2 separate regions of the Homo sapiens genome follow, and region 1 is linked to region 2. A link is a contact called in ENCODE Hi-C or POLR2A ChIA-PET data. All regions are on one chromosome and are shown on one strand. Each heading gives the region's core, a stretch centred on a gene start or an enhancer-like site at or near the end of the contact. The rest is flanking DNA. Distances are from core to core; before and after follow the strand shown. Region 1 overlaps TMPRSS9 (transmembrane serine protease 9). Region 2 holds the start of LINGO3 (leucine rich repeat and Ig domain containing 3).

Region 1 (7,394 bases), core at 370-2,869, 73 kb before region 2:
AGCTTCCCAAGTAGCTGGGATTACAGGTGCCTGCCACCATGCCTGGCTAATTTTTGTATTTTTAGTAGAGACGGGATCTTGCTATGTTGGCCAGGCTGGTGTGGAACTCCTGATCTCAGGTGATCCACCTGCCTCGGCCTCCCAAAGTGCTGAGATTACAGGCGTGAGCCACTGCGCCAAGCCCAATTAACATTTAAATCGGTAGATATTAAATAAAGCAGGTGACCCTCCATAATGTGGTGGGCCTCACCCAATCAGTCGAAGGCCTTAAAAGACTGAGGTTCCCCAAGAGGAAGGAAATCTGCCTCCAGATAGCCTTTGGGCTTGAGACTGCAGCATCAGCTCTTCCCTAGGTCTCTGGCCTGCCCTGCAGATTCCAGACCTGCAGCCCCTCAATGGTATGAGCCAAATCCCTAAAATAAATCTCAATCTGTGTGTGTGTACATGTGTGAGTCTGTGTGCGGGTGTGCATCTGTGTGTGCGTGTGTGCATCTGTGTATGTGTGGATGTGTGCGTTTGTGCGTATGTATCTGTGTGCATGTGTGCTTTTGTGTGTGCATGTGTGCATGTGTGTATGTGTGCACGTGTGCATGTGTGTATGTGTGCATGTGTGGTCTGTGTGTACGTGTGCATTTGTGTGTGCATGTGTCTGTGTGTGTGTGCATGTGCATCTGTGTGTGCATCTGTGCGTATATGTCTGTGTATCCACTCAATTGGTCCTGTTTCTCTGAAGAATTCTGTCTCTAATCTGTATTTTAGTATAAGTATGTCTCTCTTGTGCAAAATGTAGGACATTCTCCGACTCCTACTAAAAAAATGTTTTGACCGGGCGCGGTGGCTCACGCCTGTAATCCCAGCACTTTGGGAGGCCAAGGTGGGAGGATCGCCTGATGTCAGGAGTTTGAGAACAGCCTGGCCAACATGGCGAAACCCCATCTCTACCAAAATAAAAAAATTAGCCGGGCATGGTGGCACATGGTTTCTTGGGAGGATGAGGCAGGAAAATCACTTGAACCTCAGAGGCAGAGGTTGCAGTGAGCACTCCAGCCTGGGCAACACAGAGTGAGACCCTGTTTAAAAAAAAGAAACGTTTTGGTTGTTAATCTGAAATTCTGGCTGGGTGCTGTGGCTCATGCCTGTTATCCCAACAGTCTGGGAGGCTGAGGCAAGTGGATCACCTGAGGTCAGGAGTTCGAGACCAGCCTGACAACATAGTGAAACCCCGTCTCTACTAAAAATACAAAATTAGCTGGGCGTGATGGCACACGCCTGTAATCCCAGCTATTTGGGAGCCTAAGATAGGTCAATCTCTTGAACCCAGGAGGTGGAGGTTGCAGTGAGCTGAGATTGCGCCACTGCACTCAAGCCTGGGCGACAGAGCGAGACTCCGTCTCAAAATAAATGAATGAATGAATGAATGAATGAATGAATACATATCTGAAATTCTAATGTCTCCGAGGGTGCTAAATGTTTTATTGTTGAGTCTGGCAACCCTATGCTGGGGCCCAGCCAGAATGTTCCCTCCTCAGGGGAACGTGTTCCTCTGGGAACAGCCACTCCATGCCTGGCCGCTACCATCCAGAGCCAATGAGAAAGGAGAGATGTACCAGGGTGGCGGGGAGTGAGGCAGGGGCGGCATGGAGCAAGGCAGGGGCAGCGTGGAGCGAGGCAGGGGCGGTGGGGAGGCAGGGGCAGCGGGGAGTGAAGCTGCACCACACTTTCCCATTTACTCTTACGCTTGAGTTGAACTGCCTTCAGACGAGCCAGAGAATCTCCAAGAATCACTTGATGGATGGTTTAGAAACAAAAGACACCGAGATTCACTTCTGTGATTAGAGCTGGAAAGGCACATTTAGAGTATGAGCTCACTCCCCAACACACACACACACACGCACACACACACACAGTGTTCATTCAACCCCAGCTGCCTCTGCTGACCCTGCCCCGCGGGTTTTCTAAGGATTCCTGTGTTCTCTAAATGGTCTTGTCATCACCATTATTGGTTCACAGAAAGAACTCCACAGCTATTTAGCATCAAACATAGAAGCGCCATTCATTTCACTCTCTCCATCCAGCCAACCTTTACGATGGGCCAGGCCTGGCTGCGTCGAACCCTGAATGAGACAGATACGATTCTCTGAGCTCAGAGAGCTTCAATCCAAGTGGAAGAGGCCCAGATCCATTAACATGATGCTACAAGAATGGCTCAAAACTAGAAGCACAACCAGAAACTTTGAATCTGTGTACAGGGGTCTTTGATTTAGACACGCCGTCAGGGGAGGGTTTTCTGAGAGAGTGATGAGTTATTCAAGTTCGGAAGGATAAATAGGAATTGAGTAAGCCTCCAGTGGAAGGAACGGATCCTACATGGCAGGGATAAAGTATCTAGAATCCCTGTGGCAGAAGTAAGGAAGTCAAGGCTATTGTAGAGAAACTGTATTAGTCAGCTATTGCTGTGTAACAAATCAGCACAAACTTAGCAGCTTCAAACAACATGCACTTGTTACCTCCTCACTTCCTGGGGTCAGGATTCTGACAGGGTTTAGCTGGGCCTTCTGCTCAGCATCTCATGAGGCTGCAATCCAGGTGTTAGCTGGGCTGCATTCTCATCTGAGGCTTGACTGGGGAAGAATCCACTGTCTTTTTTTTTTTTTTTGGTGGAGTCTTGCTCTGTTGCCCAGGCTGGAGTGCAGTGGCACAACTTTGGCTCACTGCAACCTCTGCCTCTCAGGTTCAAGTGATTCTACTGCCTCAGCTTCCCCAGTAGCTGGGATTACAGGTGCATGCCACCATGCCTGGCTAATTTTTTTTTTTTATTTTTAGTAGAGACGGGGTTTTGCCATGTTGGCCAGGCTGGTCTTGAACTCCAGACCTCAAACGATCCACCCACCTTGGCCTCCCAAAGTCCTGGGATTACAGGCATGAGCCACTGTACCTGGTTTTTTGTGGGGTTTTTTTGTTGTTTTTTTTTAAGACAGGGTTTCACTCTGTGACCCAGGCTAGGGTGCAGTGGCACAATTGTAGCTCATTGCAGCCTCGATTTCTTGGGCTCAAATGATCCTCTTGCCTCAGTCTCATGACTCTCTGCATGATTCTCCCACTAAGTGGGAGCTGAGAGCATAAACAGTCATACAACACCAGCAAGGTCCAAAATGGCAGCCACTGGCCCCATGTGGCTATTAAAACTAAAGTTAATTACAACCAGCCAGGTGCAGTGGCTCATGCCTGTAATCCCAGCACCATGGGAGGCTGAGGCACTATGGGAGGCTGAGCACTATGGGAGGTCGAGACCAGCTTGGGCAACATAATAAGACCCCATCTCTATAAAAAATAGAAAAAGTAGCTGGGCATGGTAGCATGCACCTGTAGTCCCAGCTACTCTTGAGGCTGAGGATCAGTGAGCCAAGGAGGTCGAGACTACAGTGAGGTGTGATTGTGCCACTGCACTTGAGATGGGCAAGAGAAAAGAAAGAAAGAGAGAAAGAAAGAGAGAAAAGAGAGAATGAGAGAGAGAGAGAGAGAGAAAGAGAAAAAGAGGAAGGGAGAGAGGAAGGAAGGAAGGAAAGAAAGAAAAAGAGAAAGAAAGAAAGAAAGAAAGAAAGAAAGAAAGAAAGAAAGAAAGAAAGAAAGAAAGAAAGAGAAAGAAAGTTAGTTTAGGGAATGTCAGGGCCTAGTGTGGGGTGGGGTAGGAGAACTGTGAGAGGTGAGGCAGGAAGGCCCAACAGCCCCATCTGGAAGGCTGCTGTGCACCACACTCAGAAGCTCAGGCTTGCTGGGCACGGTGGCTCATGCCTGTAATCCCAGCACTTTGGGAGGCCGAGGCGGGCAGAACACGAGGTCAGGAGATTGAGACTATCCTGGCTAACACAGTGAAACCCCATCTCTACTAAAAATACAAAAAATTAGCCAGGCGTGGTGGCGGGCACCTGTAGTCCCAGCTACTCGGGAGGCTGAGGCAGGAGAATGGCATGAACCTGGGAGGTGGAGCTTGCAGTGAGCTGAGATTGTGCCACTGCACTCCAGCCTGGGCGACAGAGCAAGACTCTGTCTCAAAAAAAAAAAAAAAAAAAAAAGAGAAAGAAGCTCAGGCTTTGTCTTAGGACACACGTTGCTGGAGAGCTGTTCCACATCAAGCACATTTAGAAAGTTTTGCCACCTACATTCTTGACTTCTCCCTCCAGGTATCTAATATGGTTTGGCTGTGTCCCCACCCAAATCTCATCTTCAATTGTAGTTCTCATAATCCCCATGTGTCATGGGAGGGACTAGGTGGAGATCATTAAATCATGGGGATGCTTTCCCCCATCCTGTTCTCATAATAGTGAGTTCTCACAAGATCTTATGGTTTTATAAGGGGCTTCCCCTTTGTTGGGCTTTCATTCTTCTCTCTCCTACCGCCATGTGAAGAAGGACATGTTTGCTCCTCCTTCCGCCATGATTGTAAGTTTCCTGAGGCCTCCCCAGCCATGCTGAACTGTGAGTCAATTAAAACTCTTTTTCTTTTATAAATTACCTAGTCTCAGGTAGGTTTTGTTTTTAGACGGAGTCTCGCTCTGTCCCCCAGGCTGGAGTGCAGTGGCACAATCTTGGCTCACTGCAACCTCTGCCTCCCAGGTTCAAGCAATTCTTCTGCCTCAGCCTCCCAAGTAGCTGGGACTACAGGTGTGCACCACCATGCCTGGCTAATTTTTGTATTTTTAGTAGAGATGGGGTTTCACCATATTGGCCAGGCTGGTCTTGAACTCCTGGGCTTGTGATCCACTCACCTTGGCCTCCCAAAGTGCTGGGATTACAGGCATGAGCCACTGCACCCAGCCTTGGGTATGCTTTCATTAGCAGCATGAGAACAGACTGACACAGTGTCCCGTCAACACTTACAGGGACCAATGGTCCCAGTTTGCCCAGGACTGTCCCTGTTCAGCACTGAAAGTCTCATGTCTCAGGAAACCACTCAATTCCAATCAAACCAGGACAGTTGTCACCCTATAAGTAATGCCTAAACACAGTTGTCTGAGTCTATTTTTGTCCTGCTGTAAAGAAATACCTGAGACTGGGTGATTTATAAGGAAAAGGGGGGTCAGGTGTGGCAGCTCATGCCTGTCATTCCAACACTTTGGGAAACCAAGGCAAGAGAATTGCTTGAGGCCAGGAGTTTGAGACCAGCCTGGGCAACATAGTGAGACCCCATCTCTACGAAATGTAAAATTTAAAAATTGACCTTTCATGGTGGTGCATGCCAGTAGTCTCAGCTACTCAGGAGGCTGAGGTGGGAGGGTTCATCACTCGAGCCCAGGAGATCGAAGCTGCAGTGAGCTATGACTGTGCCAGCCTGGGTGGCAGAGGGAGACCCTGTCTCTGCAAAAAAATTGTAAAAATTAGCCAGGCATAGTGGCACATATCTGTAGTCCCAGCCACTCAGGAGGCTGAGGCAGGAGGATCACTTGAGCCTGGAAGGTCGAGGCTGCAGTGAGTTATGATCACACCACTGCACTCCAGCCTGGGTGACAGTGAGACCTTGTCTCAGAAAAAAATAAAGAGAGAGAGAGAGAAGGAAGGAAGGAAGGAAAGAAGGAAGGAAGGGAGAGAGGGAGGGGGAGGGGAGAGGGGAGGGGAGAGGGGAGGGCAGGGGGGTAGGGGAAGGGGTAGGGGTAGGGGAGGGGGAGGAGAGGGGAGAGAGGGGAGAGGAGAGGGGAGAGAGGGGAGAGGGGAGGGGAGAGGGGAGAGGGGAAGGGAAGGTGAGGGGAGGGGGAAGGGGAGAGGGGTGGGGGGGAGAGAGGAGAGGGGAGAGGGGAGAGGGGAGGGGAGAAGGAAAGAAAGGAAGACCAGGTGTGGTGGCTCATGCCTGTAATACCAGCACTTTGGGAGGCTGAGGCAGAAGGACTGCTTGAGCCCATGATGTTGAGACCAGCCTGGGCAACACAGTGAGACCCCATCTCAAATACATACATACATACATACATATATACATACATACATACATACATACATACATACATACATACATACATACAGTAAAAAAAGAAAGAAAGTACGAGGAACTGACATATGCAGGACTGAAATGTGAGCCGTCACAGCCGGTGGCCATTAACAATAGAGCCAAGAGCCCCAGGGACAGCAACTGTGGGACACACCTGAACTGTCTCCAAGCAGAAATGACCAGCATGCGGATAGCCAGGAGTGGGGATCTGTGAACAGAAAGGGACTCAGGAGAAGCCAGCGTGAGGGAGCCGCCCACCCGTGGCCACTCCAGTTTCTCGGGTTCTGGGCACACTGGGCCAGACACGCGCTGGTGTGCCTCTGCCCCGGCGCGACCCTGCCTGGCCTTCCTTGGAGGCCAGAGAAATTGCATCCTGGCAGCTGGCAGGCCGGGTGGAGAGCAGGCAGAAATCAGGCGGCAGAATCTTCCTTTGAACCAAGCAAAGGTCAGAAAGAGCCTTGACTCCTTGGTACAGAGAATCTGACAGTGTCTCTGGGTACGTTCCTAGAAATGCATCTTGGGGCTGGACACAGCGACTCATGCCTGTAATCCCAGCACTTTGGGAGGCCAAGGAGAGCGGATCATTTGAGGTCAGTTTGAGATCAGCCTGGCCAACATGGTGAAACCCCATCTCTACTAAAAATACAAAAATTAGCCGGGCGTGGGGGCACATGCCTGTAATCCCAGCTACTCGAGAGGCTGAGGCAGAAGAATCGCTTGAACCTGGGAGGCAGAGGTTGCAGTGAGCCAAGGTCGTGCCACTGCACTTCAGCCTGGGCAACAGAACAAGACTCTATCTCAAAAAGAAAAAAAAAAGAAATGACATCTCAGGTCGGTCCTGTGGCCACAGAATAATAACTCTGACATCCAGGTCCTAATCCCCAGAATCTGTAAATGTGGTGCCTTCCATGGCCAAAGCGACTCTGCAAGTGGGACTGAGTGAAGGGCATGGAGATGGGAGATAATCCTGATGATCTGGCGGGCCTCATATCCCCACAGTGTTCTCATGAGAGGAGGTGGGAGGGTGAGGGTCAGGGAGACTGGAAGAGGCTGTGCTGCGCTGTGGCTGTGAAGGGAGAGGAAGGGGCCCCGAGCAAGGGATGTGGGTGCCTCTAGACGCTGGGAAAGGCGGGAACACATTCTCGCCTGGAGCCCCCAGGAGGGACCAGCCCTGCCCACACCTTGACTTTGGCCCAGGGAGGCCCATCTTGTTCCAGCAGCACCAGGAAGCCAACACACGCTCCCTGGGGACAATGCTACTCGATGCTGACTTCGGAGAGAGCCGAATGGTTTACTGGGCATCTGGCATCTTTACAGGAGGAACACCCTGCAAATGGGAGCTGCCCAACTCATAATATCCAGATCCTCACTCATCCTGAGACTTCCAGGAGTCCCAGCAAGGCAATGAAATTCTCCA
Region 2 (6,939 bases), core at 4,247-6,746:
CTTGGCCAATATGCATATATATTTTTTGAGACAGGGTCTTGCTCAGTCGCCCAGAATGGAATGCAGTGGTGAGATCCTGGCTCACTGCAATCTCCTCCTCCTAGCCTCAAGCGATCCTCCCACCTCAGCCTCCTGAGTAGCTGGGGCTACAGGCATGCAACACCATGTCCAGATAATTTTTTTTTTAAAGAGATGAGGGTCTCGCTATGTTGCCCAGACTCCTGAGCTCAAGCGATCCTCCTGCCTCTCCCTCCCAAAGTGCTGGGATTCCAGGCACGAGCCACTACGCCCGGCCATTGTCCCCTTCCTGTCCTCGGTCAGTGTCTCCCCACCCCTTGTCCTGAGTGGAAGCCTCCTGAGGGCAGGGACGGCGCCTGAGCCTGGCATGGACGCAGCACCTAGTAGGAGCCCAGGCGATGTCGAGAAGTGCAGTTTCTTTTGCATCCTGCAGGACGAGGGAGGTGGGTTTGATGTCCCGTGGAGCACCCCAGGCCCAGCAGCTCAGCTGCTGGGTGATCTTGGGGTGTCCCTCAAGTCTCTGGGCCCAGCATCCCTGGCAGGATGCATCTCCCTCGGTTCCTCTTGGAGAGCTGCCCGGGGGGCGGGGGCAGGGAGAGCGTGGGAGGGGGATGCAGGCGCGGCTTTGAGCCTCCCAGGCGGTGGGGTGGGAGCACCTGGTTGCTAAGGTTACGACCACCTGTGATGGGACGTTGCCATGGAGACTTACCACCTGGGCGGAGAGGGCGGCTCCAGATGGGGAAGCCGTGGGAGAGGCTGGGGGGCAGGGAGGCAGCAGCCCGCAGAGGGGGGCATCCTTCTGGGGACGGCCGTGGTGGGGCCGAGGGGTCTCCTGTCCTGTGCTCTCCTGCCTGGGAAAACCAGCAGGAACTCTTCTGCAGCAGGAACCATTTCTAAAATTAAAAGCCCTCCTCCTCTCGCTCGCTCTCTCCAGCGTGAGGGACGGGACCAGATGCGGGCGGGAGTGGCAGTCATGTCCCAGGGAGGGAGGCTGCGGGGGCAGGTGGCCTGGGAGCCTCCCGTGTGGCCCCAGACAAGTGGCCACCCTCTGTAACTGGGGAAAGAGTCCTTGGCTGCTAAGAGGCAAACGTGTAGAGTCCTGGAAGCCTTGGGCTCCAGATGCCTGAGGTCAAGCCCCAGCTTCAGCAGGCAGATGCTGTGTGACCTGAGGCTAGTGACCTAACCTCTCTGAGTCCCCAAATTCTCATCTGTAAAGTGGGAATAATAATGAATCCAGGCCAGGCACAGTGGCTCACACATGTAATCCCAGCACTTTGGGAGGCTGAGATGGGAGGATCACTTGAGGCCAGTTCAGGACTGCAGTGAGCTATGATTGCACCACTGCACTCCAGCCTGGGCAAAATAGCAAGACCCTGTTAATTAAAAGTTAATCTGGGGGCCGGGCACCGTGGCTCACGCCGGTGATCCCAGCACTTTGGGAAGCCAAGGCGGGCAGATCACGAGGTCAGGAGATTGAGACCATCCTGGCTAACATGGCGAAACCCCGTCTCTACTAAAAATACAAAAAAATTAGCTGGGCGTGGTGGCAGGCGCCTGTGGTCCCAGCTACTTGGAAGGCTGAGGCAGGAGAATGGCGTGAACCCGGGAGGCGGAGCTTGCAGTGAGCTGAGATCGCGCCACTGCACTCCAGCCTGGGCGATAGAGTGAGACTCCGTCTCAAAAAAAAAAAAAAAAAAAAAAAGTTAATCTGACCCAGGCTCAGTGGCTCATGCCTGTAATCCCAGCACATTGGGGGGCCGAGGTGAGCGGATCACTTGAGGTCAGGAGTTCTAGTCCAGCCTGGCCAACATGGAGAAACCCCATCTCTACTAAAAATACAAAAATTTAATGAGCCTGGTGGCATGCGCCTGTAGTCTCAGCTACTCGGGAGGCTGAGGCAGGAGAATTGCTTGAACCCAGGAGGTGGAGGTTGCAGTGAGCCAAGATTTGCACCGCTGCACTCCAGCCTGGGCAAACAGAGTGAAACTCTGTCTCACAAGATATAAAAAAAGCTAATTTAAAAAAGCCAGGTGTGGTGGCACATGCCTGTAGTCCCAGCTACTTGGGAGGCTGAGGCAGGAGGACCACTTCAGCCCAGGAGTTCCAGGCTGCAGTGAGCCATGATCACACCACTGCACTCCAGCCTGGGTGACAGAATGAGACCCTGTCTCTTAAAAAATAATAATAAAAACTAATCCCTCATCATTTTGGGGAGGAGTAAATGGACACATAATATTACAAGACTGGGCTGGGCACAGTGGCTCACACCCGTAATACTAGCACTTGGGGAGGCCAAGAAGAGAAGATCACATTAGGCCAGGAGTTCAAGACCAGCCTGGGCAACTTAGTGAGACCCCATCTCTACAAAAAATAAAAAAATTAGCCAGGTGTGTTGCCACTCACTTGCAGTCCCAGCTTCTCGGGAGGCTGGGGTAGGAGGATCACTTGAGCCCAGGGGGTTCAAGGCTGCAGTGAGCTATGACTGCGCCACTGCACTCCAGCCTGGGTGACAGAGCGAAACCCTGTCTTAAAAAAGGCTGGGGCCGGGCTCGGTGGCTCACGCCTGTAATCCCAGCACTTTGGGAGGCTGAGGCGGGCCGATCATGAGGTCAGGAGATTGACACCATCCTGGCTAACATGGTGAAACCCTGTCTCTACTAAAAATACAAAAAAAAATTAGCCGGGCCTGGTGGCGGGTGCCTGTGGTCCCAGCTACTCGGGAGGCTGAGTCAGGAGAATGGCGTGAACCCGGGCGGTGGGGCTTGCAGTGAGCCGAGATCGCGCCACTGCACTCCAGCCTGGGCAACCGACAGGGTGAGACTCCATCTCAAAAAAAAAAAAAAAAAAGAAGAGAGGGTAGAGCTTGCACTGGACCCATCAGCAAATTACTGGACATCTTAGCAGGCATGTGCCACGCAGGGAGAGATGGAAGGTCGGGGTGGAGACGCGAGTGAAGAGGGGGAAAGGGGCGGGCAGAGGTCTGGGGGAAGGGCGTTCTAGGCAGAGGGAGCAGCCCGTGCTCAGGCCCTGCAGTAGGAGCCTGGCCCAATCTCCACCCCCAAGGGCTCGGGAGCACTGGCCACAAACCGGGCAGAACCACTGCAGAGTCTCTGCAGCCCCGGGAGAAGATGGGAACTGTTCCGATCTCCATTTTGCAGAGGTGGAGACCGAGGCTAGAGGGACATCCCCCACGGTTACACAGGCAGGGCCTCGACTGGACCCCAGCTGGCATCCCTCACCCTCCAGGACTCATAGCAAGTGTCTCCTCCTCCGGGAAGCCTCCCTGGCCCCTGGCTTCGGTCCGGGACCCGGTGTCACTACTGCCTCTTCCACGCCGCTTTGTGACGATTTCATATTTCAGGCATCTGCTCCCTCTGTCCGAAGAAATCCCCCTTGAGGCTGGAAGCGTCTCCTCCTCCTCCCTCCAGCCCTTGGCCTGGTATACAGTAGGTGCTCAATGAACACCTTCCTCCAAGAGCCCTGAGAGCCAGCTATCAGGAGCATCACTTTACAGAGAAAGAAACACGTTCAGAGAGAGAAGGAGACCTCCCCTACTGGGGTCACACAGCACAGCAGCCCAGGGCCATTTGGTGGGGAGAGCATGGGGTGTCATGAAGTCCTTCTGGACCTCTCTGGGGCCAGGAATTGAACCATACCCGCCCCCCACAGCATCCTGTGGGGGGCCTGGCCTGCAGCCTCCCAGGGATGCGGTTTCTGGGCCTCCAGCCAACGCGACAGTCTGGGAACAGAGCCTGCTTGAGTCACAGGTGGCTGCGTGAGTGCCAGGCCACCGCCAAAGCCACTGGGAATACACAGCTGGTGGGGAGGACTGCAGAGTGGGTGAAGGGGGCAGACAGGGCAAGGTTACACACACAGGTTCCCGAGGCCTCCTTCTCACCCCTCACTTGGGACAAATGGCATCTCCCAGCCTTGGTTTGCTCATCTGTGAGACAGGGAGGCTAAATGTGGCTTTTAGAAGATGCAGTGAGGGGCCGGGCATAGTAGCTCACGTCTGTCATCCCAGCACTTTGGGAGGCCGAGGCGGGTGGATCACCTGAGGTCAGGAGTTCGAGACCAGCCTGGCCAACATGGTGAAACTCTATCTCCCCTAAAAATACAAAAATTAGCCAGGCATGGTCATGGGCGCCTGTAATCCCAGCTACTTGGGAGACTGAGACAGGAGAATCGCCTGAACCCGGGAGGTGGAAGTTGCAGTGAGCCAAGATTGCACCACTGCACTCCAGAATGGGTGACGAGAGCAAAACTCCATTTCAAAAAAAAAAAAAAAAAAAAAAGACAAAAAAAAAGGTAAAAAACTTTCCATGAGCACTCGCAGTGCACTTGGTGTGTGCGCTGCTGTGTGCTAGGCGGAAGGCACATTGGGGAACAAGCCCATTAGACAAACTGAGAGGCTCCAAGCTGCTCGATGGAGGGACAGAGAGAAAGGCTGTCCAAGCTGGGCACAGCGAAGATCAAAGGCCTGGGACTGGAGGGACTTGGCCTGTTTGAGGAAGGCTGAGGGGGTGGAGCCCGGGAAAGAGTGAGTGAGGACAGGCCAGGGGGAAGGAGGTGGTGCGGCAGACCAAACAGTGCAGGCAGCCGGGCGGTGGCTCACACCTGTCATCCCAGCACTTTGGGAGGCCGAGGTGGGTGGATCACCCGAGGTCAGGGGTTTGAGACCAGCCTGGCCAACATGCTGAAAATCCGTCTCTAATAAAAATACAAAAATTAGCCGGGCGTGGTGGCGGGTGCCTGTAATCCCAGCTACTTGGGAGGCTGAGGCAGGAGAATCGCTTGAACCCAGGAGGCGGAGGTTGCAGTGAGCCAAGATGGCACCGCTGTACTCCAGCCTGGGCAACAGAGCAAGACTCCATCTCAAAAAAAAAAAGAAAGAAAGAAAGAAAGAAAGAACGAAAGAAAGAGAAATTCCAGGGTAGGTGGGGTGCAGACGGGACCCTCACGGCAATAGGGAATCACGGCAGGTTCTGGAGCCCAGTGGCTAAGCTTCCTCTGAGGGGCTTCCTCTGAGGGCCACATAAGGAATGGGCCTGGGCTGGGCTGTGGCAGATGTCCAGGTGCAGATGGTGGCGGCCTGGACTAGGGGTGGGGGACGGGGGGCAGAGGAGGCGATGGTAGCTTCCAGAAGGTTCCACACGGAACAACCTGCTGCACTTGGGGTGCCCCTGCGTTTATTGCACGGCACGGCCGTCTCCGCAGGCTCACCCAGGCCGTGGGGACAGGAGGTCCTCGGACACGAAGCGCCCGGGATGCGCACGGAGGGGTTCTGCACCCGCGCTCCCAGTGTCCCCGCACCTGCGCCCACGTGGCCTCTCACACCTGCGGCCCCAGCCGCCGCGCACGCGGCCCAGCGCAGCCCCCGCGCGCCCCCGCCAGGCGCGCCGAGGAGACCGGCGGGCGGTTGCGCGCGGCGGCGGCGCGCACGGCGGAGCCCGGGAGGCGGCGGCGGCGGCGGCGGCGGCGGCGGCGGCTGCTCGTGTCGGCTCCGGGCGGCCCCCGCGCCGCAGCCCGCGCCGTGTCCGCGGCGGAGCCGCCCAGGTGAGTGGCCGTGCCGGGGCCCGGCGTGGGGCGCGCCCGCAGACCTGGGGACCCCTCACCTGCACCCTGCGACCCTGCCGCCCAAAGCCCCCAACCCGCGACCCCATCCTCAGCCGGGGGAAATTGCCCCGCGCACCCCTCCCGGGCTCATCGCTCCTTGCCAGGCCCCCGACGCTCCCCCTGGAAACTTTGGGGGCGAACTCCCCACCCTGGGGCCCCCCGCCCCTCCTCTGGGGCGCCAAGGAGCGGGGAATCGGGTGGGCATCTCCCCGGGGCACTGGGGACGCTGGGAGGATGCGCTCCTCTCCAGGAGGAGATGAAGGGGGCACTGGTTGGGTCTGGGGTGTGGGGAACGTCCGAATAGAGCCTGCAGCCCGCGCCTTCCTGCCCTGTCTCCCCCGAGCCGGGTCTGGTCCAGCCTGGGGGTGCGGAGCTGGAAGACGCAAAGGGTATCTGGGGTCCACACCGGAGCCTGCTCCATCGCTGGAGCTGACGGCCCGGCCTGGCGGGGAGGGACCTGGGGGCATAGGGCTGAGTCCCCCTGCTCTGGGGGCGTCTGAATAGCACCAGAAATGGTGGGCCTGGGCACCCTGAGTGGGTGCCGCCACCTCCCGGGCCTCTGGGGCCTGGCCAGGGGAGGCCCTGAGTCCCATTCAACAAGTTTAGGGGAGCAGCACCTCGTGCCTTGGTCCGGGCACAAGAAAAGCCCCGGGTCCTTACGCTGGAGACCACCATGTAACTGGGTTTCTCAACGTGTGCTTGGGGCGCTAACGGTGCCGGTGTCCCGGCCCCCCCAGTTCTGAGGAGTCAGAACTTCTGAGGCGATGTGCCCCAGAAGCTGCATTTTAGCAAGCGGTCCCTGGCTAAACCATGGACGCAGCGAGGCTGCAGACACCCTTGCTCCGGCGGGGGTGGGGAGCGGGCGTCTGCTGTGCAGTGGTATTTGCAGAGGGACGATCTGGGGCTTGGCTGGGGGGAGCCTTCAGGGACAACAGAGCTGTGAGAACCAGAGCAACCCAGGAGGGCTCCCTGGAAGTGGCCTGGAGAGGATGCAGAAGGTGTGAGGTGTGAGTGGTCAGGTGGAGGACGCAGGCTGGAAACAGGTTCAGGGAGGGTGGTGCTGGCTTTATCAGGAGGCTGGTGTGGGGTGGGCTGCCGCGGCATGGCCTTACCCTGGCTGTTCTCTGAGCCGAAGCAGCAGCCATCGTCGGAGACAGGATCTGAGTGGGAAGAACCCACGGGCTTCCCCTGTAGACCCAGCTCCTGTCCCCATCTCGATGATGTGGGGTGGCAGGAAGGGGGCAGCCGGGCGGTGGGATGGGGGCTTAGGAGGGTTCAACTCAGCCTTCCCTGCCCTGCCTGTCT

Evidence for each region. Hi-C counts contacts between places; a loop is a spot of excess contacts on that map. ChIA-PET counts read pairs that join two places held with the same protein, here RNA polymerase II (POLR2A). Pooled maps may share reads with other maps.
Region 1: a pooled map shows a loop between it and region 2 (1.9-fold over the local background). The contact joins the enhancer-like site here to the promoter of LINGO3 in region 2. A Hi-C loop is called at or near these places in 1 of 168 maps with a recorded cell type or tissue (chondrocyte) and 5 of 50 pooled maps. POLR2A ChIA-PET finds 5 or more read pairs at or near these places in 8 of 52 experiments (A673, B cell, CD4-positive, alpha-beta T cell and 5 more).

Annotation. Positions count from the first base shown.
Region 1 is chr19:2,375,861-2,383,254 of GRCh38, reverse strand. The region is part of intron 1 of TMPRSS9 (transmembrane serine protease 9); the gene reads right to left. Among named protein-coding and RNA genes, the nearest start is that of TMPRSS9, 19 kb to the right of the region's middle. RefSeq lists an enhancer at 6,303-6,815. Within about 2 kb of position 1,619, at least 2 of the 41 ENCODE cell types and tissues checked have a DNase peak (open chromatin) inside an H3K27ac peak, as active enhancers do.
Region 2 is chr19:2,306,711-2,313,649 of GRCh38, reverse strand. It overlaps LINGO3 (leucine rich repeat and Ig domain containing 3), which reads left to right and starts at 5,496. Exons shown (of 2, transcript NM_001101391.3): 1 at 5,496-5,574.